Linked DNA regions of Homo sapiens: region 1 is linked to region 2. A link is a loop called in an ENCODE intact Hi-C map of the cell type or tissue named here. Cell type or tissue: natural killer cell. All regions are shown on one strand. Each heading gives the region's core, and the rest is flanking DNA. Links, peaks and the distances in the headings are about the cores only. Region 1 holds the start of PRAMEF19 (PRAME family member 19). Region 2 holds the start of PRAMEF18 (PRAME family member 18).

Region 1 (15,748 bases), core at 1-8,000, 150 kb after region 2:
AAGCGGATCCTTCTCATATAAAGCATCTGGAGGTACTCCAGCCTGAGGAACACAGAGCTGAATTCAGCAACTAACTGTCCTTGGCTCTCAAAGCTTGGCAGGTAACCACAGCCATCGGAGATGAAGAGTTTTCGAAGATTCTTCATCTGGCTCAGGTAACGGCTAACCTCTGCTACCATACACGGCCAGCACATGTTCCAAATTTCCAATACTTGGATACTGTCTGGGTATACTGTTTCTAATATGTTTCTGAAATTTAGAATGTTCATTGAATAATTTACCACCTTAGTACAGCACAGGTGTACTGAACGTCTTCTGTGCTGCACCCACCCAGAGAAGAAGCTCAGATCTTCATCCACGGATTTTTCCTTGAGGCAAACATCCATGAACACCTTCAAGGGCTGCTTCTCTCCTGTCCTTGGACAGTCCTCCACTGTCTGTCTCTTACTCATGGCCTCTGGGGAGCAGGACAGGGGCCTGGCTCCAGACCATATGGTCCAAAAATTCTCATCAACATCCCGCATTTCCAGCACTTGAAGTTTCCACCTCCTGTGAGTAACATAGGGGAAAAGCTCAGAACGTAGACAAGGACCCACCCCTGACCTGGGCTTTCACTCCACATCAAGGACTTCAGCTGCTTTTTTCCTCAGCGCCCCTCCTTCTGTCTCTTCTCCATCCCTTTCCCCCTTGGATTCTGCCTGGTACCCACTTCTAGTGCCTTTACCTTCCACTGGGAGCAGGCAGGTTCCTGTTTCCTCAGTGGACCCTGTATGGTGAGCAGTCCTTTCCCAGAGGAGCTGGGCAATAGCCAAGAACGTTCCCAGCTTTCTCACTGGCACCATCAGAAGCCCCTGGGCCACCCCAGGTTCCCAATTTGTCTGACCCAGCTGCTTAGTCCCTGGACACCTGGGCCCTCCCCACCTGGGTCACCTCACCTGGGGCGAACCTTTTGGGCAAGCAGGCAATCAATCCCATCCACTACATAATGTAAGATCTCCAGATCAGGCGTCTTCATCAGGGACCCCAGAGGGAGGCAGGGGAAGGGCCAGGCCTGCACCATCACCTTCAGAACCTCGCAGCATCTGCTAGTGAAGGCCTCCACGAACAGTCGGGGGAAGAGCTCCCTGGGCAGCTCATCCAGGACGGAGATGGCCAAGGCCTGGTCCCTCAGCAGGCTCTGCCCTGCCAGCTCCAGGAGTCTGCGTGGGGCCTGGAAGCTCATCCTGATAAATCTGCAAGAAAAATCCAGAGAAAAGACAAACTTATCAGGCCAGTCCTCTCACACCCTGACTTCTCCTCGGCCAAAAGTCACTACTCTGTCAGGTGTGAAAGAGTCCTTAGTTTACCCCAATTCGACTCTGCAATAATTGGCCACAGAGACATAGTTCTGCCCTTCTGGTACCAAGAAGAGTGTCTCCCAACCTCCAAGGAGCGGGCAAGATCACTCCTACTCCATGAATTTTCATCCATTGCTCCACCCTGGCCAGGCGCGGTGGCTCACGCCTGTAATCCCAGCACTTTGGGAGGCCGAGGCGGGCGGATCACGAGGTCAGGAGATCGAGACCATCCTGGCTAACATGGTGAAACCCCGTCTCTACTAAAAATACAAAAAATTAGCCAGGCGAGGTGGCGGGCACCTGTAGTCCCAACAACTCTGGAGGCTGAGGCAGGAGAATGGCATGAACCCCAGGGAGCAGAGCCTGCAGTGAGCCGAGATTGCGCCACTGCACTCCAGCCTGGGCGACAGTGAGACTCTGTCTCAAAAAAAAAAAAAAATTGCTCCACCCAACTCTATTAGCTCTGGGAAGTGTTACCAAGGATCTTCAAAGCTCAGCTCCTTTCTTGAGAAAAAATGCCTTCTCAATTTAAGGATCTAAAACAATGGTCATGTGGCTGGGCTTGGTGGCTCACAACTGTAGTCCCAGCACTTTGGAGGCCAAGGCGGGCGGCTCACTTGAGGTCAGGAGTTAGAGACCAGCCTGGCCGACAAGGTGAAACCCAGTCTTTACTAAAAATACAAAAAGTAGCCAGGCATGGTGGCGGGTGCCTGTAACTCCAGCTACTCAGGAGGCTGAGGCACAAGAATTGCTTGATCCCAGGAGGTGGAGTTTGCAGTGAGCTGAGATAGTGCCACTGCACTCCAGCCTGGGCAATAGAGCGAGACTCAGTCTCAAAAAGAAAAACAAAACAAAACAACAAGACAATGGTAATGGGAGTCTCCTGTGGCCCCAAACAACCTGCAATCTCAGTTCCCACAATGAACCTGGCTGGGAGAGACTAAAGGGATATTTCTAATTAGACACCATTATGTTCACTTTCAAAAGAGTAATGAGGGGCCACACATGGAGGCTCACAGCTGTAATTCCAACACTTTGGCAAGCCAAGGCAGAACAATCACTTAAGCCATAGAGTTGCCGACCAGCCTGGGCTACGTAGTGAGACCCTGTCTCTCCAAAAAAATTCAAAAAATAGATGGATGTGATGGCGCACACCTGTAGTCCCAGCTGCTCTGCAGGCTGAGGTGGAAGGATGGCTTGTGTCTGGGAAGCAGAAGTTACAGTGATCTGAGACTGTGCCACTGTACCCCCAGCCTGGGCAGAAGAGCAAGACTCTGTCTTAATAAAATAAATAAATAAATAAAATATTACCCACTTTGGAATGGAGTCTAGAGAAACAAATGGATCCCACATTCAGAACAAAGACTCCATTCTTGAAAATGGTGTGTGAGACCAGTCATGTTGGCTCATGCCTGTAATCCCAAGACTTTGGAAGGCGAAGTGGGAGGTTTGCTTGAATCTAGGTGTCCCAGACCAGCCTAGGTAACAAACCAAGACCCCATCACTATAAAAAAACATAGTAATAGGCCCGGCACGGTGGCTCACACCTGTAATCTCAGCACTTTGCGAGACTGAGGTGGGAAGATCACCCGAGTTTGGGAGTTTAAGACCAGCCTGGCCAACATAGTAAAACCCCATCTCTATTAAAAATACAAAAATTAGGCCGGGAGCAGTGGCTCACGCCTGTAATCCCAGCACTTTGGGAGGCCGAGGCGGGTGGATCACGAGGTCAGGAGATCCAGACCATCCTGGCTAACACGGTGAAACCCCGTCTCCGCTAAAAAAACAAAAAATTCTCTGGGCGTGGTGGCGGGCCCCTGTAGTCCCAGCTACTTGGGAGGCTGAGGCAGGAGAATGGCGTGAGCCCGGGAGGCGGAGCTTGCAGTGAGCCGAGATCACGCCACTGCACTCCAGCCTGGGCAACAGAGCGAGACTCCGTCTCAAAAAAAAAAAAATACAAAAATTAGCCAGGCATGGTGGCAGACACACATAGTCCCAGCTACTTGGGAGGCTGAAGCAGGAGAATCACTTGAACCCAGGAAGCAGAAGTTGCAGTGAGCCAAGATCGCGCTCTGCACTCGAACCTGGGCAACAGAGTGAGACTCCATCTCAAAAAAAAAAAGAAAAAAACAAAAAAATTAGCCAGTTATACTGGTGCGCGCCTGAATTCCAGCTATTCAGAAGGCTAGAACTTCTGAGTAGGGAGGATTGCTTGAACCCAGAAGGCAGATGTTGCAGCGAGTCGAGATCAAAACACTGCATTCCACCATGAATGACGCAGCAAGACACTGTCTCAAAAAAAAAAAAAAAAAAAAGACTTCAGTCAATTGCATTATTTTTTAACTGCTTGATTCAGAACTTTGAGGCTGGGCACCGTGGCTCATGCCTATAATCCCAGCACTTTGGGAGGCCTAGGTGGGCAGATCACGAGGTCAGGTGTTCGAGACCAGCCTGGCCAACATGGTGAAACCCTGTCTCTACTAAAAATACAAAAATTAGCCGGGCATGGTGGCGGGCACCTGTAATCCCAGCTACTCAGGAGACTGAGGCAGGAGAATTGCTCAAACCCAGGAGGCAGAGGTTGCAATGAGCCGAGACCGCATCATTGCACTCCAGCCTGGGTGACGGAGCAAGACTCCATCTCAGAAAAGAAAAAAAAAAAAGAAAACCTTTGAAATGACATAAAAACTACAACACAAAATATTTGGAGTGAAGAGATAAAACTGCATTAGAGAAAAAATTAAAGCCTACATCTGTTCATCTGAAAAACAGGCAGGAAAATTCTCTGTGCCACCTTGGCCTTCATGTCGCCATCTCTACTGGCTGACTGTGGGTCATAGGAGTGCCCTTGTGAAGGTCCCTGACTTACCAGATCTGGACTCACTTTGCAGTCTGCTCAGACCTCTTGGAGAACCAAGCAATAACTCCAGGCACCACAGCTCGGGGTCTCTTCTGTGGATGTTCACAAGCTTTCTTGGACCTTTCTCTTTTTTTTTCAGACGGAGTTTCGCTCTTGTTGCCCGGTTTGGAGTGCAATGGCGTGGTATCGGCTCTCCGCAACCTCCACCTCCTGGGTTCAAGTGATTCTCCTGTCTCAGCGTTCAAAGTAGCTGGAATTACAGGAATGCGCCACCACACCTGGACAGCGCCCAGCACCTTTCTTGGACCTTCCTAATCCCACCTCCCTTATCAACTTCCAGATTCCTATTAGAAAGTGATGCCTGATTGGATTTCTGAATTCCACCCAGTTAAGCCTGATTGAAGTTTCGGCTTTCTGCAGAATAATGGATTGAATCAGATATCCAATCATGAAACTGAAAGCACTGTAATTAGGGTGGAAGTCAAGAACTCATTTTGATGATTTTGACGTGACCAAAGAACTCCCAACCATAATATTTTCAGGTTTTGCTTTTCTGTCTAATCTCAGGAATAGTTTGAACCCTTCCCTGTCTTCCACTCAGGACTAGGAAGGTCACATATTACTACCACTCCATCTCTGTTTGTGGAGGGCATTAATGAGTGAATTCTTGACTTCCACCCTAACCCTAACAAACACTGATGGAATTTACCAGTATGTGACCTTCTTTGTCCTAAGTGTGAGACACAGAACTCTCACTCTGTTCCTGACATTAGACAGAAAAACAAAACCTAAAAAAATTAATGTTGGGGAAACCTTTGGCCCCATCAAAATTATCAAAATGGGCCAGGCGCGGTAGCTTATGCCTGTAATCCCAGCACTTTGGGAGACCCAGGCGGGTGGATCATGAAGTCAGGAGATCGAGACCATCCTGGCCAACATGGTGAAACTCTGTCTCTACTAAAAATACAAAAATTAGCCGGGTGTGGTGGCAGGCGCCTATAGTCCCAGCTACTCAGGAGGCTGAGGCAGGAGAATCACTTGAACCCAGGAGGCGGAGGTTGCAGTGAGCCAAGATCGTGCCTCTGCACTGCAGCCTAGGTAACAGAGAGAGACTCCGCCTCAAAAAGCAAAACAAACAAAATTATAAATGGTTTCAGCCAGGCACGGTGGCTCATGCCTATAATCCCAGCACTTTGGGAGGCCAAGGTGGGTGGATCACGAGGTCAGGAGATGGAGATCATCCTGGCTAACAGTGAAACCCTGTCTCCACTAAAAATACAAAAAATTAGCCAGGCATAGTGGCGGGCGCCTGTAGACCCAGCTACTCCAGAGGCTGAGGCAGGAGAATGGCATGAACCTGGGAGGCGGAGCTTGCAGTGAGACAAGATCGCGCCACTGCACTCCAGCCTGGGTGACAGAGCAAGACTCAGTCTCAAGACAAATAAATAAATAAATAAATAAAGATAAAATGTTTCAGAGTTTAAACTTTATAAGCCAGGCGCGGTGGCTCGTGCCTGTAATCCTAGCACTTTGAGAGGACAAGGTAGGCAGATCACGAGGTCAGCAGTTCGAGACCAGCCTGGCAAATATGGTGAAACACCGTCTCTACTAAAAATACAATAATTAGCTGGGCATGGTGGCACGTGCCTGTAGTCCCAGCTGCTTAGGAGTCTGAGGCAGAAGAATCACTTGAACCCGGGAGGTGGAGGTTGCAGTGAGCCAAGATCATGCCACTGCACTACAGCCTGGGACAGACGGAGATTCCATCTCAAAAAAAAAAAAAAAAAAATCAGTGAAGCATTGTGGCACACACCTATGGTCCCAGCTACTCTGGAGGCTGAAATGGGAAGATCCATTTTTTGATCCCCACAATGCAGAGGTTGCAGTGAGCCTAGATCAATCCACTGCCCTCTGGGCTGGGCAACAGAGCTTGTATCAAAACCAAAAACAAACAAAACAAAAAACAGCTTCATGAAGGCAGTGGTTTTATCCCTACAAAATTGAATTTAAATGTTCGTGTATATATTGGTCATTTGGGATTTAAGTTACCCATATGAGGAAATCATATGCTCATTTGTGTGGAAGAGAGGTACCACTAAGGATGTGATTGGTCTCAAGATTTTGTTCCAGGTTTCTCTGGAGGAAATCAGGTAACAATTACAAAGAGAAGTAAGGGTGGTGGCTGGGCTGGGCTGGGTTGGGCTTAGTGTTCCAATGGAACCTGGAGATTGAACCAAGGCATGGTCAACATGTTGGGTTTTTGTGGGCATGGAGGGAGACTCTTTCCAACATTGGCCAATGCCACCTTAATTGTGATCCTTATGGCCAAGGAGGATGCTTTCAAAACCACTTATGTAATCCTCCTTATTTTTCCTTTCCAAACCCTTGTCTTCCTTGACCTCCCTGAATAGTCTCACACCTATTCCCACTGCTTTGCTCATTTCATAAGAAAAAAATCCTTTTTTACAGAGCGTCTTTCTCTGTCTGTTAAGTACACCATATTTTTGTTGACACACAGATGAGTAACCCAGTTTTAGGGTGAGAAAGGGTCAAAGGATCCCATTCCCCACCAGTCGGGGGTAATGTGACGGTCATGGTTATTCTTCATCATAGCTGCATCTACACATTGCCAGTGAAAACCTGCAGATCGGCCAGGCTTGGTGGCTCACACTTGTAATCCCAACACTTTAGGAGGCTGAGGTGGGTGAATCGCCTAAGGCCAGGAGTTCAAGACCAGCCTGGCCAACATGGTGAACCCATCTCTACTAAAATATATATATATATTAGCCAGGTGTGTTGGGGCATGCCTGTAATCCCAGCTGCTTGGGAGGCTGAGGCAGGAGAATTGCTTGAACCAGGGAGGCAGACATTGCAATGAGCCAAGACTGCGCCATTGCACTCCAGCCTGGGTGACAGAGTGAAACTCCATCTCAAAAAGCAAAAACAAAAACAAAAACAAAAACCTGCAAATCACAGTTGGCGGGCTTTCAAACCAACCATCTCGGGACTTAGGATTCATGGCTTACTTCTTGTCCCTGAGTAAATCATCTGATCATGAGCTTCTCAAACTCTTCAAGTACTGATGAAGTCTTCACCTTCTGACATTGAGAAGGACACTGATTTGATTTTGATCATGAAGTTTGACTGTCTAGCACATCAAGCATTTTGGCCTGTTCATTGTCAACCTTGGCCAATGATTGTAACCTCTGTGTTGTACCCATCATTGAAGAAGGACAACTCAGCTATGAGGAGTCCCACTGCCTTCTACACTCTCTCATGAAAGCATTCCAACTTATAACAGACTTTGGAACACACCCTCTTTGTTGCTGTATGTTCCTGGGTCAATTCTCACATTCAGCTTCCAACAAACTTTTATCAAATTATTTCTCCCTCAACAGCCTTAATTTCCATTGACACCAGATTGTGTGATTGTGGTTTAAATTGGGATAGAGGAGCAAGCATGGTAGTTAACATCAGTAATCCCAGCATTTGGAAAGCCAAAGTGGGCAGATTGTTGAGTCCAGGAGTTCAAGACCAGCCTCGGCAATGTGGCAAAACCTCATCTCTACAAAAAATACAAAAATTAGCTGGGCATGGTGGCATGTACCTGTACTCTTAGTGACTTGGGGGGCTGAGGTGGAAGGATCACTTGAGCCCAGGAGGCAGAGGTTGCAGTAAGCTGAGATCTGCCACTGCACTCCAGCCTGGGTAACAGAGTGAGAACCTGTCTTATAAATAAATAAATAAATAAATAAGGCTGGGCGCAGTGGCTCACGCCTGTAATCCCAGCGCTTCGGGAGGCTGAGGCAGGTGGATCACCTGAGGTCAGGAGTTCAAGACCAGCCTGACCAACATGGAGAAACCACATCAACACTAAAAATACAAAATTAGCTTGGCATGGTGGTACATGCCTGTAATCCCTGCTACTAGGGAGGCTGAGGCAGGAGAATCGCTTGAACCTGGGAGGCAGAGGTTGTGGTGAGCTGAGATGCATCAATAATCAGGGCATTTTGTAGAGGAACCTACTTATCCTTTAATGGAGATAGCATGCAATGGTTACTTCATCTAATTCATTAAAATACTTTTTCTTCCTACATTTATTTATTTATGTATTTATTTTATTTTATTTTTTTGAGACGGAGTTTCGCTCTTGTTGCCCAGGCTGGAGTTCAGTGGCATAATCATAGCTCATAGCAGCCTTGAACTCCTGGACTCAAGTGATCCTTCTGCTGCAGCCTCCTAAGTAGTGGTCATGTTCTAATTTTATATCTATTTCCCTTACACATTGGCTTCCAATCTCCATAATGTGTGTCAAACCAAAGAGTCTGATTACAGAGGGAGTCTGGAACACTGCCTAGATCAACCCAGCTGCACTAAGGTTTTCTATGCACAGAAATAAATTTCCAGGCCTTGCTTGGTGGCTCACACCTGTAATCCCAGCACTTTTGGAGGCCGAGTCAGGCAAATTGCTTGAGCCCAGAGGCCAGGAGTTAGTGACCAGCCAGGGCAGCATGGTGAAACCCTGTCTCCACAAAAAATAAAAAAACACAAAACCTAGCCAGGTGTGGTGGCACACGCCTGTAATCCTAGCTATTTAAGAGACTGATTTGGAGGATTGATTGAGCCTGGCAGGTCAAGGCTGCAATAAGCCGTGATCGTGCCACTTCACTCCAGCCTGGGTTGCAAAACAAGACCCTGTCTCGAAAAAGAAAAACAAAAATAAAGATTAAAAAAAATGTATACATAGCCAGCAATTTGATTTGCTTAGTGAAAGAAGCTAAACTTTGAACAGTAGAACTTAGAAAATGTTCCATTTGAGGCCAGGCACTGTGGCTCACACCTGTAATCCCAGCACTTTGGAAGGCCAAGGTGGGAGGATCGCTTGAGGTAAGGAGTTTGAGGCCGGCCTGGCCAACATGGCGAAACCCCATCTCTACCAAAAATACAAAAATTAGCCCAGCATGGTGGCATAAACCAATAGTTACAGCTACTTGGGAGGCTGAGGCAGGAGAATCTCTTGAACCCAGGAGGCAGAGGTTGCAGTGAGCAGAGACAGTGCTACTGCACTCCAGCCTGGTGACAAAGTGAGATTCCATCTGAAAAAAAAAAAAATCAGTGGTAAAACTTTTGTTTAGGGTAATCTAGTCTTCTCTGTAGATGTAGCTAATTTTATTTTTATTCATTTATTTATTTATTTTTTGAGAGAGAGTCTTCCTCTGTCACCCAGGCTGGAGTAAAATGGTGCGATCTTGGCTCACTGCAACCTCTGCCTCCCGGGTTCAAGTGATTCTCCTGCCTCAGCCTCCCTATTAGCTGGGAATACAGGCATGCACCACCATGCCCAGCTACTTTTTGTATCTTTAGAAAAGAAGGGGTCTCACCATGTTGGCCAGGCTGGTCTCGAACTCTTGACAAGTGATCCACCCGCCTCGACCTCCCAAAGTGCTGGGATTACAGATGTGAGCCACCGTGCCCAGCCTGATTTAGCTAATTTTAGTTTCAAGATAACATTTGTTCATTCAACCTTTGTAGAAGGCTGAGAAAAATGAGGGCAATGGTAGTGCCACTAAATTTGTAAAATCTTCTTTAAGTGTTTGATAACCTGTCCAGTAAAGTGTGTTCCTGAGACAGGATTGTTCCCTTGACTTTGACCTTCTTCATGGGCAGGAACTAGAGTGGCTTGTTTCACTCCGGCTGCAGTCTGTGGATGGCTGAGTGTGAACAGCTCAGTGTAGGGTCAGAGTGACAGCTTCCCGCACCTGCCCTTTTTGACACTCAAGTTCTTATTCGGTGTAAAGGAAGAACCAGGTCACATTAGCTATTTAAAGAGTAGCATAAGTGAAGGATTTTATTGGGTGATAAATGTGGCTCTCAGTAGAAAGGGGAGTTAGAAAGGGGATGGTGCTGCCAGGCGCAGTGGCTCAAGCCTGTAATCCCAGCACTTTGGGAGGCTGTGGGAGGCTGAGGCAGATGGATCACCTGAGGTCAGGAGCTCGAGACCAGCCTGGCCAACATGGTGAAACCCCATCTCAAATAAAAATGCAAAAAAATTAGCTGGGCGTGGTGGCGGGTGACTGTAATCCAAGCTACTTGGGAGGCTGAGGCAGGAGAATCTCTTAAGCCCAGGAGGCAGAGCTTGCAGTGAGCAGTGAGCTGAGATCACGCCACTGCACTCCAGCCTGGGCAACAGAGTGAGACTCCGTCTCCAAAAAAAAAAAAAAAAAAAAAAGAAAGGGGATGGTGCAGCAAGAAGGTGATCTTCCCCTGAAGCCACACCATCTGAAGTTAGCTGCATCTCTCTGTAGGCTTTAATGCTCATCTGCTTGTATCCCCAACGTTCAGTCACTTGTATTCCGATGCTCAGCATCTTGCATCCCCGACCACTTGCAGCAGCCGCTTGTGTTGCTCTGCCAGCTGGTCTTTTTATGGGCCCAGGATAGGGTGTGGGGAAGGCCAAAAGGGCAATCATTTGGGCAGAAAAATGGGGTTAGCTGTTTTCACTTAGGGCCGAGTTTCCAGGATTGAGGGTGGGTTTAGTTGGGAGCCCAGCTGTTCTGAATCATTTCCTTATTGCTGGCCAACAAGGTAAAACCCTGTCTCTACCGAAAATTAGCTGGGTGTGGTGGGGGATGCCCGTAGTTCCAGCTACTTGGGAGGCTGAGGCAGGAGATTCCTTGAACCCGGGAGGCAGAGGTTGCAGTGAGCTGAGATCATGCCACTGCACTCCAGCCTGGTGACAGAGCAAGACTCTGTATCCAAGGAAAAAAAAAAAAAAAAGAATGGGCACACAGATGCCTCAACAGTTGGCAACTGAGGGACTTTTCCTCCTAGGTCATTATCCATCCATTCCAATTATGGAAAAATTCCTGCTTTCTAGAGCATTAAAGGAGAATCACCAAGAAGATATCAAGACAGGTGGTGATAAAGCCTTTTGGGTATAGTTGTTCTCACTATTGGGTTTATGCAAATGGAAATATGATAAAGACATTTTTTGGCCACTTTAGGACAGATTACAAAAGAAACCACAAAAAAATGCTGTGGGACACAGAAGTCTCTAAATTCCTTACCTTAAGTGGTTTCAGGGAAATGTTTATGTTTATAGCTAATTGCTACAAGTCTAACTAAGACCAAGGTTGCAGTAGCTCAATGCGTAGAACTTATAGATAAGTCCATTTCTGTAAGCTTGATTTGGCTTTGGTTTTAGGCTTATGTTGCCTAAAAGGTTTTAAGTGTTGATGCATGCCTGCCCACCGCCATGCTCATCTGGCCTAGGATGCTTTAATTGGCTGTAAGTCTTTTGGCTCTGAATCTCACATCCACAGGAGTCCCACCTAGGGGCTGGGTGGACCAAGGCAGGTAGCTCCGCCACCCTGTCATCCACATGAGACAAATTAAAACTTTGGCCATTGATGCTGCTTCTGGCATATCCTGATGTACAGGGGGATAAATGAGAAATAACAGGGCCGGGCGCGGTGGCTCACGCCTGTAATCCCAGCACTTTGGGAGGCCGAGGTGGGTGGATCACAAGGTCAGGAGTTCAAGACCAGCCTGACCAAGATGGTGAAACCCCGTCTCTACTAAAAATACAAAAAAATTAGCCAGCCGTGGTGGTGGGCGCCTGTAATCCCAGCCACTCAGGAGGCTGAGGCAGAGAACTGCTTGAATCCGGGAGGTGGAGGTTGCAGTGAGTTGAGATCGTGCCACTGCACTCCAGCCTGGGCGACAGAGTGAGACTCGTCTCAAAAAAAAAAAAAAAGAGAAATAACAGTGAATTTCTAAGCCCCCTAACTGAAGAAACAGACCCCCTGTTGGTCAAGAGGAACCCCCAGTTATCCTTGAAAACTGAGTTCTCAAGGAGAACGAGATGTTGGGCGGGGGGGGTCCACAAGCTTCACTATACCCCCTCCCTTGCTAACCACCATTAGCCTTTCTTCCTTAAGGGTCAAACAGAAACCAGCTCTTTAAGAATCTACCACTCATAGCAACCAACTGCCTGATGCTGCTCCTCCCGTCAGAGTGGCCATCCGACACTTGGCCACTCTTTTTTTTTTTTTTTTTTTGACACGGAGTCTCCTTCTGTCGCCCAGGCTGGAGTGCAGTGGCGCCATCTCGGCTCACTGCAACCTCTGCTTCCCAGGTTCAAGTGATTCTCCTGCCTCAGCCTCCCAAGTAGCTGGGATTACAGGCGTGGGCCACCATGCCCACCTGATTTTTGTATTTTTAGTAGGGACAGGGTTTCAACATGTTGGCCAGGCTGGTCTCGAACTCCTGACCTCAGGTGATCCACCCACTGGGATCAGGTGCTGGAATTCCAGCTGTGAGCCACCTTGCCTGGCCATGGCCACCTTTTATGAAAAATAAAGCTCTCCCTTCCAAACTTAAAATGAATAAGTAGTAAAATAAATGATACATACCAACAGAACACGGTATATAATAAATACACACATATAATATGTAAGCAGTAGAAAAATATAATACTAATGTCGACAAAAACAGTTCAACTCTGTAATATATGTGAAGAGATTTATTCTGAGCCAAATATGAATGACCATGGCCCATGACACAGCCCTCAAGAGGTCTGGAGAACACATGCCCAAGGTGGTTGGGGCGCAGCTTGGTTTTATACAGTTTAGGGGAACATGAGACATCAATTAAATACATCTAACAAATACATGGCCGGTCCGCCGGGCGCTGTGGCTCACGCCTGTAATCTCAGCACTTTGAGAGGCCGAGGTGGGCGGATCATTTGAGGTCAGGAGTTCGAAACCAGCCTGGCCAACATGCTGAAACCCCATCTCTACTAAAAATACAAAAATTAGCCTGGCATGGTGCTACACGCCTTTAATCCCAGCTACTCAGGAGGCTGAGGCAGAAGAATTGCTTGAATCTGGGAGGTGGAGTTTGCCGTGAGCTGAGATCGCACCACTGCACTCCAGCCTGGGCGACAGAGTGACACTCCATCTCAAAAAAAAAAAAGAAAGAAAGAAAGAAAAGAGAAATACATGGCTGGGTGCATGGTGGCTCACGCCTGTAGTCCCAGCACTTTGGGAGGCCAAGGCAGGTGGATCACCTGAGGACAGGAGTTAGAGACCAGCCTGGCCAACATGGTGAAACCCCGTCTAATTTTTGTAAAAATACAAAAATTAGCCAGGCGTGATGGTGTGTGCCTGTATTCCCAGCTACTCGGGAGGCTGAGACAGGAGAATTACTTGAACCCAGGAGACAGGGATCGCAGTAAGCCAAGAGCACACCACTGCATTTCAGCCTGGGCGACAGAGTGAGAATCCATGTGAAAGAAAGAAAGAGAGAGAGAAAGAAAAGAAAAGAATTACATTGGTTTAGCTCAGAAAGGAGAGACAACTGAAGGGTCGGGGGCTTCCAGGCTATAGGTAAATTTAAACATTTTCTGGTTGACAATTGGTTGAGTTTGTCTAAAGACCGGGGATCCATAGAAAGGAAATGGTCAGGGTGAAATAAAAGATTGTGGAGACCGAGGTTCTTTTGAAATCTCATAGTGGCCACCCTTCGAGACAACAGATGACAGATGTTTCCTATTCAGACCCTTAAAATTACCAGACAGTCCATCTCTTCAGGACTGGGAGGGCCTGCAAGAAAAAGATCTAGCTGTGTTAATAGAGATTCTTTACAGATGCAGATTTTCCCCCATAAAGGACAGCTTTGCAGGGCCATTTCAAGATATGGCAAAGAAACATGCCTTGGGGCAAAATATCTTGACTTTCTCCTCTGTCACAGGATGTTACGCCAGAGTCAGATTGGAAAGTAAGTCACCATATACAGGGCTAAAAAAAACTCATCTGATGGAAATTTATGATTTTGGGGCATGACTCTGTAGACTCAGTAGGAATTTGGGCAAGATAAAAAATTCAGACCTTAGTCCTCAGTAAAATGAAGGCATATGTACCTTCCACCCACTTTAGGGCCACCTGTCTCTCCACTCTTCTCCTTCCAATCCCATCCACCTATGTGTCTTCCAACAATTTATAAAAATGACCAAAGGGACAATGAAAATGGTTTTAACATTTGAATATCAACCAAACATGCATGATTGGGCCAGGCGCAGTGGCTCACACCTGCACTCCCAACAACTTTGGGAGGCCGAGGTGGGCAGATCACCAGAGATCACAAGTTCAAGACCAGCCTGGGCAACATGGGAAACGCTGTCTCTAGTAAAAATACAAAACTTAGCAAAGCGTGGTGGTGCACATTTGTAATCCCAGCCACTCAGGAGGCTGAGGCAGGAGAATCGCTTGAACTCGGGAGATGGAGGTTGCAGTGAGCCGAGATCACACCACTGCACTCCACCCGGGACCACAGAGCGAGACTCTGTCTCCCAAAAAAAAAAAAAAAAAAAAAATGCACAATTAGTTGAACATTTGAATTCAACCAATGTATTTAAACAAATAAATAGAATAAAAGCACCAGAAAATGATCATCTTAACTGATGTAGGAAAAACATTTGAAAAAATTCAATGACTCATTCAGGATTTTAAAAATATTCTCAGCAAAATAAGAAAATAATTCCTCAATATGAATTCCTCAATGGGATTACAGACACACACCACCCACCTTATCAGTCAGTCCCTTAGTAAATTCCATCAGTGTTTGTTAGGATTAGGGTGGAAGTCAAGAATTCATTCATTAATGCCCTCCACAGAGAATGAGTTGTACTAATATGTGACCTTCCTATTTTTGAGTTTGAGACAGGGAAGGGTTCAATCTGTTCCTGAGATTAGACAGAAAAACAAAACCTGAAAGCTTTATGGTTCAGAGATCTTTGGCTGGATCAACGTTATCAAAATGAATTCTTGACTTGCGTTCTAATCCCAACACTTTCAATTTCATGATTGGATATCCAAGGGATTGAATGGACACCTGAATTCACAGGCTTAACTGGGTGGAGCTTCAGAAATCCAATCAGGCATCACTCTCTGATGGGAAGCTGGTGGTTGAAAAGGGGAGGTGTGATGAGAAAGGTTCAAGAAAGCTTGTGAGCACCCCCAGAAGAGACCCAGAGCTGTGGTGCCTGGAGTTACTGCTTGGTTCTCCACGAGATCCGAGCATACTGCAAAGTGAGTCCAGATCTGGTAAGTCAGGGACCTCCACAAAGGGCACTCCTATGACCCAAAGTCAGACAGTCGGGATTACGACACGCAGGTCAAGATGACACAGAGAATTCTCCTGCCTGTTTTTCAGATGAACAGATGTAGGCTTTGATTTTTCCTCTAATACACTTTTATCTACACTCCAAATATATATATACATATATATTTTTGTTTGTTTGTTTGTTTTTGTTTTGAGACAGAGTCTCACTCTGTTGCCTGGGCTGGAGTGCAGTGGCACGATCTCGGCTCATTGCAACTTCCACCTCCCAAGTTCAAGCAATTCTCCTGCCTCAGCCTCCCGAGTAGCTGGGACTACAGGCGCCCACCACCAAGCCTGGCTAATTTTTTTTTGTATTTTTAGAGAGACAGGGTTTCACCATGTTGGCCAGGCTGGTCTTGAACTCCTGACCTTGTGGTTCACCCGCCTC
Region 2 (15,778 bases), core at 1-8,000:
GGACTCCAGTTGCTCAGTGGGCGACGTGCCACAGCAAGGGCAGGACACCGGACCAAAGAAGATCCTTTTGGGCTCCCTTACTTCCCTCAGTATACGCATCAGCTCAGCCTGAAGTGGGGTGAGGAGCTCCAAAATGACACGACCCCTGTTGTCAAGACTCTCCCGAGGGGCAGGATATGTTTCCAGGCTCAAATTGCTCAGCCTGCCTGTGTGGCGCAGCAGGTCCTTCAGAGCATCCATGGACGTGTCATTGCCGTGAAAACAGAAAGTGGTGAGGTTGGAGCAGCGGCTCAGGGCAGGCAGGATGACCCTGAGTTTGGAGTACCCAATCCCACAGTCCACTAAGAAGAGGGTCTGAAGAGTGGCAGCAACTTTCTCTAGCAGAGCTCGGAGGGGCTCAAGACGGATGAAGCGCAGTGCACCATGACTCAGATTCAGCTGCTTCAGTTGACTGAGACTTGGGTACCGGGGCAGGCATTTCAAGTCCTCTTCTTCTAGGAAGCCATAAGTTAATGCCAATGTCTCCAACGGGCTCCTGAGGCACCTGGGGAGAGCAAGAAGTTAGTACTGGGCAATGGCACCAGTTAGAGGACGGTGGTAGAAAATAACGTCAAGGGAAGAGCCTGTTTTGCCCAAACACAAGTTTGTTCTCATCATCTAATCATGGTCCTCCCGCAAGGTGCTGCCTGATGAGGACTTGGATCATTCAGAGGCAGTCCCATTTTAGGCTCAGTCCTTTCACCATCACTGGTGTGATTGGTTCAAGGCCATAAAATCTCTAAAGCCTCTTTTCTTCATCTTCCAGCAGAAAGCTTCATCTCTGGGCCACAGGAGCCCAGTGGAAGAGATGCCCAAAGAACTGACCTGAGCAAGGTCTAGGGACATCAGCTAGGGCTACCTGCTTTCAGAGGCTCCCTGACATGGCCACATCTGCAAACCACCTGTCACTTTGTACCACTCTCGTGCCTATTCCCTCACCTCCATCCCAGAAGCACGCATTTCCCATGTCACTTACCTTTCCTGGAGTTCAAAACAACCTTTTACAGACAGGGAATCAGAGAGAGGATCATTCATGTTCACTAAGCTGTGAGGACAGAGCTTCCTCTGTGAAACACACAGGTTTGGTGCACTTTCTCTTCTTTTACACCCTCCCCTCTGTTGCCTCTTTTTTATCATATTAACTTTAAACACACTTCCTAACAAGGAATTCCTAAAAGGAATTCACCCTCACTAGAGCTGAACCCTCCACTAACCAGCTCCCTACACGATGTCCCTCTCTGTAGCTTCTACCCCAGGTCATCCCTCTGCCCTTACTGGAGCGATCCTGTGATACCCACTTCAGGATATAGAGCACCAAACAGGACAATGCATTCTAGTGTCCCCTTCCCTAGACATCTCCAGTGGCTGGCACACAGTAGATGCTGATTGGTGTTTATTGTAACAAAAAAAGGCTGTGCTATGGCCCCCAGAGAAAGCTCACCATCCTTCCTCACCTGATCAGCTGGTCCAGGTGGCCTCTGAAGAAGCAGACCCTTCTTACATAAAGCATCTGGAGGTTCTCCAGCCTGAGGAGCACAGAGCTGAATTCAGCAACTAACTGTTCTTGGCTGTCAGAGCTTAGCAGGTAACGACAGCCATCAGAGATGAAGAGTTTGCGAAGATTCCTCATCTGGCTCAGGTAACGGCTAAACTCTACTATCATACACAGCCAGCACATGTTCCAAATTTCCAACACTTGGATACTGTCTGGGTATACTGTTTCCAATATGTTTCTGAAATTTAGAATGCTCATTGAATAATTCACCACCTTAGTACAGCACAGGTGTACTGAACCTCTTCTGTGCTGCACCCACCCAGAGAAGAAGCTCAGATCTTCATCCATGAATTTTTCCTTGAGGCAAACATCCATGAACACCTTCAAGGGCTGCTTCTCTCCTGTCCTTGGACAGTCCTCCACTGTCTGTCTCTTACTCATGGCCTCTGGGGAGCAGGACAGGAGCCTGGCTCCAGACCATATGGTCCAAAAATTCTCATCAACATCCCGCATTTCCAGCACTTGAAGTTTCCACCTCCTGTGAGTAACATAGGGGAAAAGCTCAGAACGTAGACAAGGACCCACCCCTGACCTGGGCTTTCACTCCACATCAAGGACTTCAGCTGCTTTTTTCCTCAGCGCCCCTCCTTCTGTCTCTTCTCCATCCCTTTCCCCCTTGGATTCTGCCTGGTACCCACTTCTAGTGCCTTTACCTTCCACTGGGAGCAGGCAGGTTCCTGTTTCCTCAGTGGACCCTGTATGGTGAGCAGTCCTTTCCCAGAGGAGCTGGGCAATAGCCAAGAACGTTCCCAGCTTTCTCACTGGCACCATCAGAAGCCCCTGGGCCACCCCGGGTTCCCAATTTGTCTGACCCAGCTGTTTAGTCCCTGGACACCTGGGCCCTCCCCACCTGGGTCACCTCACCTGGGGCGAACCTTTTGGGCAAGCAGGCAATCAATCCCATCCACTACATAATGTAAGATCTCCAGATCAGGCGTCTTCATCAGGGACCCCAGAGGGAGGCAGGGGAAGGGCCAGGCCTGCACCATCACCTTCAGAACCTCGCAGCGTCTGCTAGTGAAGGCCTCCACGAACAGTGGGGGGAAGAGCTCCCTGGGCAGCTCATCCAGGACGGAGATGGCCAAGGCCTGGTCCCTCAGCAGGCTCTGCCCTGCCAGCTCCAGGAGTCTGCGTGGGGCCTGGAAGCTCATCCTGATAAATCTGCAAGAAAACAAATCCAGAGAAGACAAACTTATCAGGCCAGTCCTCTCACACCCTGACTTCTCCTGGGCCAAAAGTCACTACTCTGGCAGGTGTGAAAGTCCTTAGTTTACCCCAATTCGACTCTGCAATAATTGGCCACAGAGACATAGTTCTGCCCTTCTGGTACCAAGAAGAGTGTCTCCCAACCTCCAAGGAACGGGCAAGATCACTCCTACTCCATGAATTTTCATTAATTTCTCCACCCAACTCTATTAGCTCTGGGAAGTGTTACCAAGAATCTTCAAAGCTCAGCTCCTTTTTTGAGAAAAAAATGTCTTCTCAATTTAAGGATCTAAAGCAATGGTCATGTGGCTGGGCTTGGTGGCTCACAACTGTAGTCCCAGCACTTTGGAGGCCAAGGCGGGTGGCTCACTTGAGGTCAGGAGTTAGAGACCAGCCTGGCCAACAAGGTGAAACCCAGTCTTTACTAAAAACACAAAAAGTAACCAGGCATGGTGGCAGGTGCCTGTAACTCCAGCTACTCGGGAGGCTGAGGCACAAGAATCACTGGAACCCAGGAGGCGGAGGTTGCAGTGAGCTCAGACAGTGCCACTGCACTCCAGCCTGGGCAATAGAGCGAGACTCAGTCTCAAAAAAATAAATAAATAAAATAAAACAATAAAACAATGGTAATGGGAGTCTCCTGTGGCCCCAAACAGTCTACAGTCTCAGTTCCCACAGTGAACTTGGCTGGGAGAGACTAAAGGGATATTTTTAATTAGACACCATTATGTTCACTTTCAAAAGAGTAATGAGGGGCCACACATGGAGGCTCACAGCTGTAATTCCAACACTTTGGCAAGCCAAGGCAGAACAATCACTTAAGCCCTGGAGTTGCTGACCAGCCTGGGCTACATAGTGAGACCCTGTCTCTCCAAAAAAATACAAAAAATAGATGGATGTGATGGCGCACACCTGTAGTCCCAGCTGCTCTGCAGGCTGAGGTGGAAGGATGGCTTGTGTCTGTGAAGCAGAAGTTACAGTGATCTGAGACTCTGCCACTGTACCCCTAGCCTGGGCAGAACAGCAAGACTCTGTCTTAATAAAATAAATAAATAAATAAAATATTACCCACTTTGGAATGGAGTCTAGAGAAACAAATGGATCCCACATTCAGAACAAAGACTCCATTCTTGAAAATGGTGTATGAGACCAGTCATGTTGGCTCATGCCTGTAATCCCAAGACTTTAGGAGGCAAAGTGGGAGGTTTGCTTGAATCTAGGTGTCCCAGACCAGCCTAGGTAACAAACCAAGACCTCATCACTATAAAAAATAATAATAATAGGCCTGGCACGGTGGCTCACACCTGTAATCTCAGCACTTTGTGAGACTGAGGCGGGCAGATCGCCTGAGTTTGGGAGTTTAAGACCAGCCTGGCCAACATAGTGAAACCCTATCTCTATTAAAAATACAAAAATTAGCCAGGTGTGGTGGCACACACCCACAGTCCCAGCTACTTGGGAGGCTGAAGCAGGAGAATCACTTGAACCCGGGAAGCAGAATTTGCAGTGAGCCAAGATCATGCCTCTGCACTCGAACCTGGGCAACAGAGTGAGACTCTCTCTCAAAAAAAAAAAAAAAAGAAAAAAACAAAATCAAAAAAATTAGCCAGTTATACTAGTGCATGCCTGAATTCCAGCTATTCAGAAGGCTAGAACTTCTGAGTAGGGAGGATGGCTTGAGCCCAGAAGGCAGAGGTTGCAGTGAGTCGAGATCACAATACTGCATTCCACCAAGAATGACGCAGGAAGACAATGTCTCAAAGAAAAAAAAAAAAAGACTTCAGTCAATTGCATTATTTTTCAACTGCTTGATTTGGAACTCTGAAGCTGGGCATGGTGGCTCACACCTATAATCCCAGCACTTTGAGAGGCCTAGGTGGGCAGATCACGAGGTCAGGTGTTCGAGACCAGCCTGGCCAACATGGTGAAACCCTGTCTCTACTAAAAATACAAAAATTAGCCGGGCATGGTGGTGGGCACCTGTAATCCCAGCTACTCAGGAGGCTGAGGCAGGAGAATTGCTTGAACTTAGGAGGCAGAGGTTGCAGTGAGCCGAGACCTCATCATTGCACTCCAGCCTGGGTGACAGAGCAAGACTCCATCTCAGAAAAAAAAAAAAAAAACATTTGAAATGACATAAACTAAACACAAATAAAATATTTGGAGTGAAGAGATAAAACTGCATTAGAGAAAAAATTAAAGCCTACATCTGTTCATCTGAAAAACAGGCAAGAAAATTCTCTGTGCCACCTTGGCCTTCATGTCGCCCTCTACTGGCTGACTGTGGGTCATAGGAGTGCCCTTGTGAAGGTACCTGACTTACCAGATCTGGACTCACTTTGCAGTCTGCTCGGACCTCTTGGAGAATCAAGCAATAACTCCAGGTACCACAGCTTGGGGTTTCTTCTGTGGATGTTCACAAGCTTTCTTGGACCTTTCTGTTTTTTTGAGATGGAGTTTTGCTCTTGTTGCCCAGTTTGGAGTAAAATGGCGTGATCTCGGCTCACCGCAACCTCCACCTCCTGGATTCAAGTGATTCTCCTGTCTCAGCCTCCAAAGTAGCCGGAATTACAGGCATGCGCCACCACACCTAGCTAATTTTGTATTTTTAGCAGAGATGGTGTTTCACCATATTGGCCAGGCTGGTCTTGGGAACTCCTGACCTCATGACCCACCCTCCCCCTCAGCCTCCCAAAGTGCTGGATTACAGGCATGAGCCACGGCTCCCAGCAACTTTCTTGGACTTTCCTAATCCCACCTCCTTTATCAACTTCCAGATTCCTATCAGAAAGTGATGCCTGATGGGATTTCTGAATTCCACCCAGTTAAGCCTGATTGAAGTTTTGGCTTTCTGCAGAATAATGGATTGAATCAGATATCCAATCATGAAACTGAAAGCACTGTAATTAGGGTGGAAGTCAAGAACTCATTTTGATGATTTTGATGTCACCAAAGAACTCCCAACCATAATATTTTCCGGTTTTGCTTTTCTGTCTAATCTCAGGAATAGGTTGAACCCTTCCCTGTCTTCCACTCAGGACTAGGAAGGTCACATATTACTACCACTCCATCTCTGCTTCTGGAGGGCATTAATGAGTGAATTCTTGACTTCCACCCTAACAAACACTGATGGAATTTACCAGTATGTGACCTTCTTTGTCCTGAGTGTGAGACAGGGAACTCTCACTCTGTTCCTGACATTAGAGAGAAAAACAAAACCTAAAAAGATTAATGTTGGGGAAATCTTTGGCCCCATCAAAATTATCAAAATGGGCCAGGCGCGGTAGCTCATGCCTGTAATCCCAGCACTTTGGGAGGCCCAGGCGGTGGATCACGAAGTCAGGAGATCGAGACCATCCTGGCCAACATGGTGAAACCTTGTCTCTACTAAAAATACAAAAATTAGCCGGGTGTGGTGGTGGGCGCCTGTAGTCCCAGCTACTCAGGAGGCTGAGGCAGGAGAATCACTTGAACCCAGGAGGCGGAGGTTGCAGTGAGCCAAGATCATGCCACTGCACTGCAGCCTAGGTGACAGAGAGAGACTCTGCCTCAAAAAGCAAAACAAAACAAAATTATAAAAGGTTTCAGCCAGGCACTGTGGCTCACACCTATAATCCCAGCACTTTGGGAGGCTGAGGCGGGTGGATCACGAGGTCAGGAGATCGAGATCATCCTGGCTAACACTGAAACCCTGTCTCCACCAAAAATACAAAAAATTAGCCAGGCATGGTGGTGGGTGCCTTTATTCCCAGCTACTCCAGAGGCTGAGGCAGGAGAATGGCAAGAACCTGGGAGGCGGAGCTTGCAGTGAGCCAAGATCGCACAACTGCACTCCAGCCTGGGTGACAGAGCAAGACTCAGTCTCAAGATAAATAAATAAATAAATAAAAATAAAAATATTTCAGAGTTTAAACTTTATAAGCCAGGTGCGGTGGCTCAAGCCTGTAATCCTGGCACTTTGAGAGGACAAGGTAGGCAGATCATGAGGTCAGCAGTTCGAGACCAGCCTGGCAAATACGGTGAAACCCCGTCTCTACTAAAAATACAATAATTAGCTGGGCATGGTGGGATGCACCTCTAGTCCCAGCTACTCAGGAGTCTGAGGCAGAAGAATCACTTGAACCCGGGAGGTGGAGGTGGCAGTGAGCCAAGATCATGCCACTGCACTACACCCTGGGTGACAGAGGGAGACACCATCTCAAAAAAAAAAAAAAAATCAGTGAAGCATGGTGGCACACACCTGTGGTCCCAGCTACTCTGGAGGCTGAAATGGGAAGATCCATTTTTTGATCCCCACGATGCAGAGGTTGCAGTGAGCCTAGATCAATCTATTGCCCTCTGGGCTGAGCGACAGAGCCTGTATCAAAAACAAAAACAAACAAAACAAAAAACAGCTTCATGAAGGCAGTGGTTTTATCCCTACAAAATTGAATTTAAATGTTCGTGTATATATTGGTCATTTGGGATTTAAGTTACCCATATGAGGAAATCGTATGCTCATTTGTGTGGAAGAGAGGTACCACTAAGGGTGTGATTGGTCTCAAGATTTTGTTCCAGGTTTCTCTGGAGGAAATCAGGTAACAATTACAAAGAGAAGTAAGGGTGGTGGCTGGGCTGGGCTGGGTTGGGCTTAGTGTTCCAATGGGACCTTGAGATTGAACCAAGGCATGGTCAATGTGTTGGGTTTTTGTGGGCATGAGGGAGACTCTTTCCAACATTGGCCAATGCCACCTTAACTGTGATCCTTATGGCCAAGGAGGATGCCTTCAGAACCACTTATGTAATCCTCCTTATTTTTCCTTTCAAAACCCTTGTCTTCCTTGACCTCCCTGAATAGTCTCACACCTATTCCCATTGCTTTGCTCATTTCATAAGAAAAAAATCCTTTTTTACTGAGTCTCTTTCTCTGTCTGTTAAGTACACCATATTTTTGTTGACACACAGATGAGTAACCCAGTTTTAGGGTGAGAAAGGGTCAAAGGATCCCATTCTCCACCAGTCGGAGGTAATGGGACGGTCATGGTTATTCTTCATCATAGCTACGTCTGCACATTGCCAGTGAAATCCTGCAGATCGGCCAGGCTTGGTGGCTCACACTTGTAATCCCAACACTTTAGGAGGCCAAGTCGGGAGAATCACCTAAGGCCAGGAGTTCAAGACCAGCCTGGCCAACATGGTGAAACCCCATCTCTACTAAAAAATATATACATATATATAAATTAGCCAGGTGTGTTGGGGCATGCCTGTAATCCCAGCTGCTTGGGAGGCTGAGGCAGGAGAATTGCTTGAACAAGGGAGGTGGACATTGCAGTGAGCCAAGACTGCACCATTGCACTCCACCCTGGGTGACAGAGTGAGACTCCATCTCAAAAAAGCAAAAACAAAAACAAAAACCTGCAAATCACAGTTGGCGGGCTTCCAAACCAACCATCTGGGGAAGGGCTTAGGATTCATGGCTTACATCCTGTCCCTGAGTAAATCATCTGATCATGAGCTTCTCAAACTCTTCAAGTACTGACAAAGGCTTCACCTTCTGACATTGAGAAGGACGCTGATTTGATTTTGATCATGAAGTTTAACTGTCTTGCACTTCAAGCATTTTGGCCTGTTCATTGTCAACCTTGGTCAATGATTGTAACCTCTGTGTTGTACCCATCACTGAAGGACAACTCAGCTATGAGGAGTCCCACTGCCTTCTACACTCTCTCATGAAAGCATTCCAACTTATAATAGACTTTGGAACACACCCACTTTGTTGCTGTATGTTCCTGGGTCAATTCTCACATTCAGCTTCCAATAAACTTGTATCAAATTATTTCTCCCTCAACAGCCTTAATTTCCATTGACACCAGATTGTGTGATTGTGGTTTAAATTGGGATAGAGGAGCAAGCATGGTGGTTAACACCAGTAATCCCAGCATTTGGAAAGCCAAAGTGGGCAGATTGTTGAGTCCAGGAGTTCAAGACCAGCCTGGGCAATGTGGCAAAACCTCATCTCTACAAAAAATACAAAAATTAGCTGGGCATGGTGGCATGCACCTGTACTCTCAGTGACTTGGGGGGCTGAGGTGGAAGGATCACTTGAGCCCAGGAGGCAGAGGTTGCAGTGAGCTGAGATCTGCCACTGCACTCCAGCCTGGGTGACAGAGTGAGAACCTGTCTTATAAATAAATGAATAAATAAATAAATAAATAAATAAATAAGGCTGGGCACAGTGGCTCACACCTGTAATCCCAGCACTTTGGGAGGTCGAGGTGGGTGGATCACCTGAGGTCGGGAGTTCAAGACCAGCCTGACCAACATGGAGAAACCCCATCTCTACTAAAAATACAAAATTAGCCGGGCGTGGTGGCACATGCCTGTAATCCCTGCTACTAGGGAGGCTGAGGCAGGAGAATCGCTTGAACCAGGGAGGCAGAGGTGTGGAGCTGAGATCACACCAATGCACTCCAGCCTGGGCAACAAGAGTGAAACTCCATCTCAAAAAAAATAAAATAAAATAAATACATAAATAAATAAATGTAGGAAGAAAAAGTATTTTAATGAATTAGATGAAGTAGCCATTGCATGCTATCTCCATTAAAGGATAAGTAGGTTCCTCTACAAAATGCCCTGATTATTGATGCATCTAATAAACCAAACTATTGGCCGGGCGCAGTGGCTCACGCCTGTAATCCCAACACTTTGGGAGGCCAAGGTGGATGGATCACTAGGGCTCAGGAGTTTCAGACCAGCCTGGCCAACATGGCAAAACCTCGTCTCTACTGAAAATACAAAAAATTAGCCAGGTGTGGTGGAGAGCACCTGTAATCCTAGCTACTTGGAGGCTGAGGCAGGAGAACTGCTTGAACCCAGGAGGCAGAGGTTCCAGTGAGCCAAGATCATGCCATTGCTCTCCAGCCTGGGCAACAGAGTGAGACTCTGTCTCAAAAAAACAAAAACAACACAAACAAACAAAAGAAGCTATTATTTATTTCATATAGTAGAACTGTAGAGACAATCCCTTTGCCTCTCATGTTTCCATTAAACCAATGTCTAGTTTTTTAGTTTTTTGTTTTTTGGGTTTTTTATTGAGACGGAGTCTTGTTATGTTACCCTGGCTGGAGTGCAATGGCACCATCTCAGCTCACTGCAACCTCTGTTTCCCAGGTTCCAGCGATTCTCCTGCCTCAGCCTCCCAAGTAGCTGGAATAACAGGCACTCGCCATAATGCCCAGCTGATTTTTTTGTATTTTTTGTAGAGACGGAGTTTCACCACGTTGGCCAGGCTGGTCTTGAACTCCTGACCTCAGGTGATCTGCCTGCTTCGGCCTCCCAAAATGCTGGGATAACAGATGAGAGCCACTGTGCCCGGCCACCAATGTCTGGTTTTAGTAAGACGTTGATTACGTAGTAGAGGGTAACATGATCATGCTCATGTATTGTTTCGTTTTGTTTTGTTGTTTTGTTTTGTTTTGTTTTGCTTTGTTTTGTTTTGCTTTGATTGAGACAGAGTCTCACTCTGTTGCCCAGGCTGGAGTGTAGTGTTGCCATCTCGGCTCACTGCAACCTCTACCTGCTGGGTTCAAGCGATTTTCCTGGCTCAGCCTCCCAATTAGCTGGGATTACAGGGGCCTGCCACTACACCCAGCTAATTTTTCTTGTACTTTTAGTAGAGATGGGGTTTCACCATGTTGACCAGGCTGGTCTTGAACTCCTGATCTCAAGTGATCTGCCCTCTTCAGCCTCCTAAAGTGCTGGGATTACAGGCATGAACTACTACCTCTGACTGTTGTTTTGTTTGTTTGTTTTTGTTTTTGTTTTTGTTTTATTTTGTTTTGTTTTTTGAGATAAGGTCTTCTTCACTCTGTTGCCGAGGCTAGAGTTCAGTGGCATAATCATAGCTCATAGCAGCCTTGAACTCCTGGACTCAAGTGATCCTTCTGCTGCAGCCTCCTAAGTAGTGGTCATGTTCTAATTTTATATCTATTTCCCTTACACATTGGCTTCCAATCTCCATAATGTGTGTCAAACCAAAGAGTCTGATTACAGAGGGAGTCTGGAACACTGCCTAGATCAACCCAGTTGCACTAAGGTTTTCTATGCACAGAAATAAATTTCCAGGCCCTGCTTGGTGGCTCACACCTGTTATCCCAGAACTTTTGGAGGCCGAGTCAGGCAGATTGCTTAAGCCCAGAGGCCAGGAGTTAGTGACCAGCCAGGGCAGCATGGTGAAACCCTGTCTCTACAAAAAAATAAAAAAACACAAAACCTAACCAGGTGTGGTGGCACACACCTGTAATCCTAGCTATTTAGGAGATTGATTTGGAGGATTGATTGAGACTGGCAGGTCAAGGCTGCAATAAGCCGTGATCGTGCCACTTCACTCCAGCCTGGGTTGCAAAACAAGACCCTGTCTCGAAAAAGGAAAACAAAAACAAAGATTAAAAAAAAAATGTTTACATAGCCAGCAATTGATTTGCTTAGTGAAAGAAGCTAAACTTTGAACAGTAGAACTTTGAGAATGTTCAGTTTGAGGCCAGGCACGGTAGCTTACACCTGTAATCCCAGCACTTTGGAAGGCCAAGGTGGGAGGATCACTTGAGGTACGGAGTTCGAGGCCAGCCTGGCCAACTTGGTGAAACCCCGTCTCTACTAAAAATACAAAAATTAGCCCGGCATGGTGGTGTAAACCAGTAGTTACAGCTACTTGGACGGCTGAGGCAGGAGAATCGCTTGAACCCGGGAGGCAGAGGTTGCAGTGAGCAGAGATGGTGCCACTGCACTCCAGCCTGGTGACAGAGGGAGACTTTATCTCATTTTTTTTTTTTTTTTTGAGACGGAGTCTCGCTCTGCTGCCCAGGCTGGAGTGCAGTGGCGCAATCTCGGCTCACTGCAAGCTCCGCCTCCCAGGTTCACGCCATTCTCCTGCCTCAGCCTCCCAAGTAGCTGGGACTACAGGCGCCCGCCACCACGCCCGGCTAATTTTTTGTATTTTTAGTAGAGGCGGGGTTTCACTGTGTTAGCCAGGATGGTCTCGATCTCCTGACCTCATGATCCACCTGCCTCTGCCTCCCAAAGTGCTGGGATTACAGGCGTGAGCCACCGCGCCCGGCCGGGGGACTCTATCTCAAAAAAAAAAAAAAAAAATTCAGTAGTAAAACTTTTGGTTAGCAGGGCACGGCTGCTCACGCCTGTAATCCCAGCACTTTGGGAGGCCGAGGCGGGCAGATCATGAGGTCAGGAGATCGACACCATCCTGGCTAACATGGTGAAACCGCATCTCTACTAAAAATAGAAAAAAAATTAGCCAGGCGTGGTGGCAGGTGCCTGTAGTCCCAGCTACTCAGGAGGCTGAGGCGGGAGAATGGCATGAACCCAGGAGGCAGAGCTTGCAGTGAGCCAAGATCATGCCACTGCACTCCAGCCTCGGTGACAGAGCAAGACTCCGTCTCAAAAATAAAAAACAAAAAAAAACTTTCGGTTAGTGTAATCTAGTCTTCCCTGTAGATGTAGCTAATTTTATTTTATTTTTATTATTATTTTTATTGAGACAGAGTCTTCCTCTGTCTGCCAGACCGGAGTACAATGGTGCGATCTCGGCTCACTGCAACCTCTGCCTCCTGGGTTCAAGTGATTCTCCTGCCTCAACCTCCCTAGTAGCTGGGAATACAGGCATGCACCACCATGCCCAGCTTCTTTTTGTACCTTTAGAAAAGAAGGGGTTTCACCGTGTTGGCCAGGCTGGTCTCGAACTCTTGACAAGTGATCCACCCGCCTCGGCCTCCCAAAGTGCTGGGATTACAGATGTGAGCCACCGTGCCCAGCCTGATTTAGCTAATTTTAGTTTCAAGATACCATTTGTTCATTCAACCTTTGTAGAAGGCTGAGAAAAACAAGGGCAATGGTAGTGCCACTAAATTTGTAAAATCTTCTTTAAGTGTTTGATAACCTGTCCAGTAAAGTGTGTTCCTGAGACAGGATTGTTCCCTTGACTTTGACCTTCTTCATGGGCAGGAACTAGAGTGGTTTGTTTCACTCCGGCTGCAGTCTGTGGATGGCTGAGTGTGAACAGCTCAGTGTATGGTCAGAGTGACAGCTTCCCGCACCTGCCCTTTTTGACACTCAAGTTCTTATTCGGTGTAAAGGAAGAACCAGGTCACATTAGCTATTTAAAGAGTAGCATAAGTGAAGGATTTTATTGGGTGATAAATGTGGCTCTCAGTGGAAAGGGGAGTTAGAAAGGGGATGGTGCTGCCAGGCGCAGTGGCTCAAGCCTGTAATCCCAGCACTTTGGAAGGCTGTGGGAGGCTGAGGCAGATGGATCACCTGAGGTCAGGAGCTCGAGACCAGCCTGGCCAACATGGTGAAACCCCATCTCAAATAAAAATGCAAAAAAATTAGCTGGGCGTGGTGGCGGGTGACTGTAATCCCAGCTACTTGGGAGGCTGAGGCAGGAGAATCTCTTAAGCCCAGGAGGCAGAGCTTGCAGTGAGCAGTGAGCTGAGATCACGCCACTGCACTCCAGCCTGGGCAACAGAGTGAGACTCCGTCTCAAAAAAAAAAAAAAAAAGAAAGGGGATGGTGCAGCAAGAAGGTGATCTTCCCCTGAAGCCACACCATCTGAAGTTAGCTGCATCTCTCTGTAGGCTTTAATGCTCATCTGCTTGTATCCCCAACGTTCAGCCACTTGTATTCCGATGCTCAGCATCTTGCATCCCCAACCACTTGCAGCAGCCGCTTGTGTTGCTCTGCCAGCTGGTCTTTTTATGGGCCCAGGATAGGGTGTGAGGAAGGCCAAAAGGGCAATCATTTGGGCAGAAAAATGGGGTTAGCTGTTTTCACTTAGGGCCGAGTTTCCAGGATTGAGGGTGGGTTTAGTTGGGAGCCCAGCTGTTCTGAATCATTTCCTTATTGCTGGCCAACAAGGTAAAACCCTGTCTCTACCGAAAATTAGCTGGGTGTGGTGGGGGATGCCTGTAGTTCCAGCTACTTGGGAGGCTGAGGCAGGAGATTCCTTGAACCCAGGAAGCAGAGGTTGCAGTGAGCTGAGATCGTGCCACTGCACTCCAGCCTGGTGACAGAGCAAGACTCCGTATCCAAAAAAAGAAGAATGGGCACACAGATGCCTCAACATTTGGCAACTGAGGGACTTTTCCTCCTGGGTCATTATCCATCCATTCCAATTATGGAAAAATTCCTGCTTTCTAGAGCATTAAAGGAGAATCACCAAGAGGATATCAAGACAGGTGGTGATAAAGCCTTTTGGGTATAGTTGTTCTCACTATTGGGTTTATGCAAATGGAGATATGATAAAGACTTTTTTGGCCACTTTAGGACAGATTACAAAAGAAACCACAAAAAAATGCTGTGGGACACAGAAGTCTCTAAATTCCTTACCTTAAGTGGTTTCAGGGAAATGTTTATGTTTATAGCTAATTGCTACAAGTCTAACTAAAACCAAGGTTGCAGTAGCTCAATGCATAGAACTTATAGATAAGTCCATTTTTGTAAGCTTGCTTTTTGGCTTTGGTTTTAGGCTTATGTTGCCTAAAAGGTTTTAAGTGTTGATGCATGCCTGCCCACCGCCACGCTCATCTGGCCTAGGATGCTTTAATTGGCTGTAAGTCTTTTGGCTCTGAATCTCACGTCCATAGGAGTCCCACCTAGGGGCTGGGTGGACCAAGGCAGGTAGCTCCGCCACCCTGTCATCCACATGAGACAAATTAAAACTTTGGCCATTGATGCTGCTTCTGGCATATCCTGATGAACAGGGGGGAAAATGAGAAATAACAGTGAATTTCTAAGCCCCCTAACTGAAGAAACAGACCCCCTGTTGGTCAAGAGGAAACCCCAGTTATCCTTGAAAACTGAGTTCTCAAGGAGAACGAGATGTTGGGCGGGGGGGGTCCACAAGCTTCACTATACCCCCTCCCTTGCTAACCACCATTAGCCTTTCTTCCTTAAGGGTCAAACAGAAACCAGCTCTTTAAGAATCTACCACTCATAGCAACCAACTGCCTGATGCTGCTTCTCCTGTCAGAGTGGCCATCCGACACTTGGCCACTCTTTTTTTTTTTTTTTTTTTTTTTTTTGACACGGAGTCTCCTTCTGTCGCCCAGGCTGGAGTGCAGTGGCGCCATCTCGGCTCACTGCAACCTCTGCTTCCCAGGTTCAAGTCATTCTCCTGCCTCAACCTCCCAAGTAGCTGGGATTACAGGCGTGGGCCACCATGCCCAGTTGATTTTTGTATTTTTAGTAGGGACAGGGTTTCAACATGTTGGCCAGGCTGGTCTCGATCTCCTGACATCAGGGTATCCACTCACTGGGATCAGGTGCTGGAATTCCAGCTGTGAGCCACCTTGCCTGGCCATGGCCACCTTTTATGAAAAATAAAGCTCTCCCTTCCAAACTTAAAATAAATAAGTAGTAAAATAAATGATACATACCAACAGAACACTGTATATAGTAAATACACACATATAATATGTATGCAGTTGAAAAATATAATAGTAATGTTGACAAAAAGAGTCAAACTCTGTAATATATGTGAAGAGATTTATTCTGAGCCAAATATGAATGACCATGGCCCATGACACAGCCCTCAAGAGGTCTGGAGAGGCTGGGCGCAGTGGCTCATGCCTGTAATCCCAGCACTTTGGGAGGCCGAGGCAGGCGGATCACGAGGTCAGGAGATCGAGACCATCCTGGCTAAAATGGTGAAACCCTGTCTCTACTAAAAATACAAAAAAAAATTAGGTGGGCATGGTGGTGGGCGCCTGTAGTCCCAGCTACTCGGGAGGCTGAGGCAGGAGAATGGCGTGAACCCGGGAGGCAGAGCTTGCATTGAGCCGAGATCGTGCCACTGCACTCCAGCCTGGGTGACAGAGCAAGACTCCATCTCAAAAAAAAAAAAAAAAAAAGAGGTCTGGAGAACACGTGCCCAGGGTTGTTTGGGGCGCAGGTTGGTTTTATACAGTTTAGGGGTACATGAAACAT

Evidence for each region. A loop is a pair of places that touch in the nucleus more often than their neighbours do. Peaks named below come from ENCODE experiments on the same cell type or tissue, not always from the same donor. Only the 100,000 strongest peaks of a DNase experiment are listed, where the experiment ranks them.
Region 1: it touches region 2 in a loop (11-fold over the local background); 2 of 110 quality-filtered maps call a loop at or near these places.

Annotation. Positions count from the first base shown.
Region 1 is chr1:13,370,679-13,386,426 of GRCh38, forward strand. PRAMEF19 (PRAME family member 19) reads right to left here and starts at 1,269. Exons shown (of 3, transcript NM_001099790.5): 1 at 936-1,269; 2 at 1-549. The coding sequence starts at 1,222. In natural killer cell, for the core only: no CTCF peak of the experiment used is centred there; no DNase peak of the experiment used is centred there.
Region 2 is chr1:13,223,362-13,239,139 of GRCh38, forward strand. PRAMEF18 (PRAME family member 18) reads right to left here and starts at 2,793. Exons shown (of 3, transcript NM_001099850.2): 1 at 2,459-2,793; 2 at 1,494-2,072; 3 at 1-544. The coding sequence starts at 2,745. In natural killer cell, for the core only: CTCF peaks have their summits at 4,972 and 5,180; a DNase peak (open chromatin) is centred at 5,090.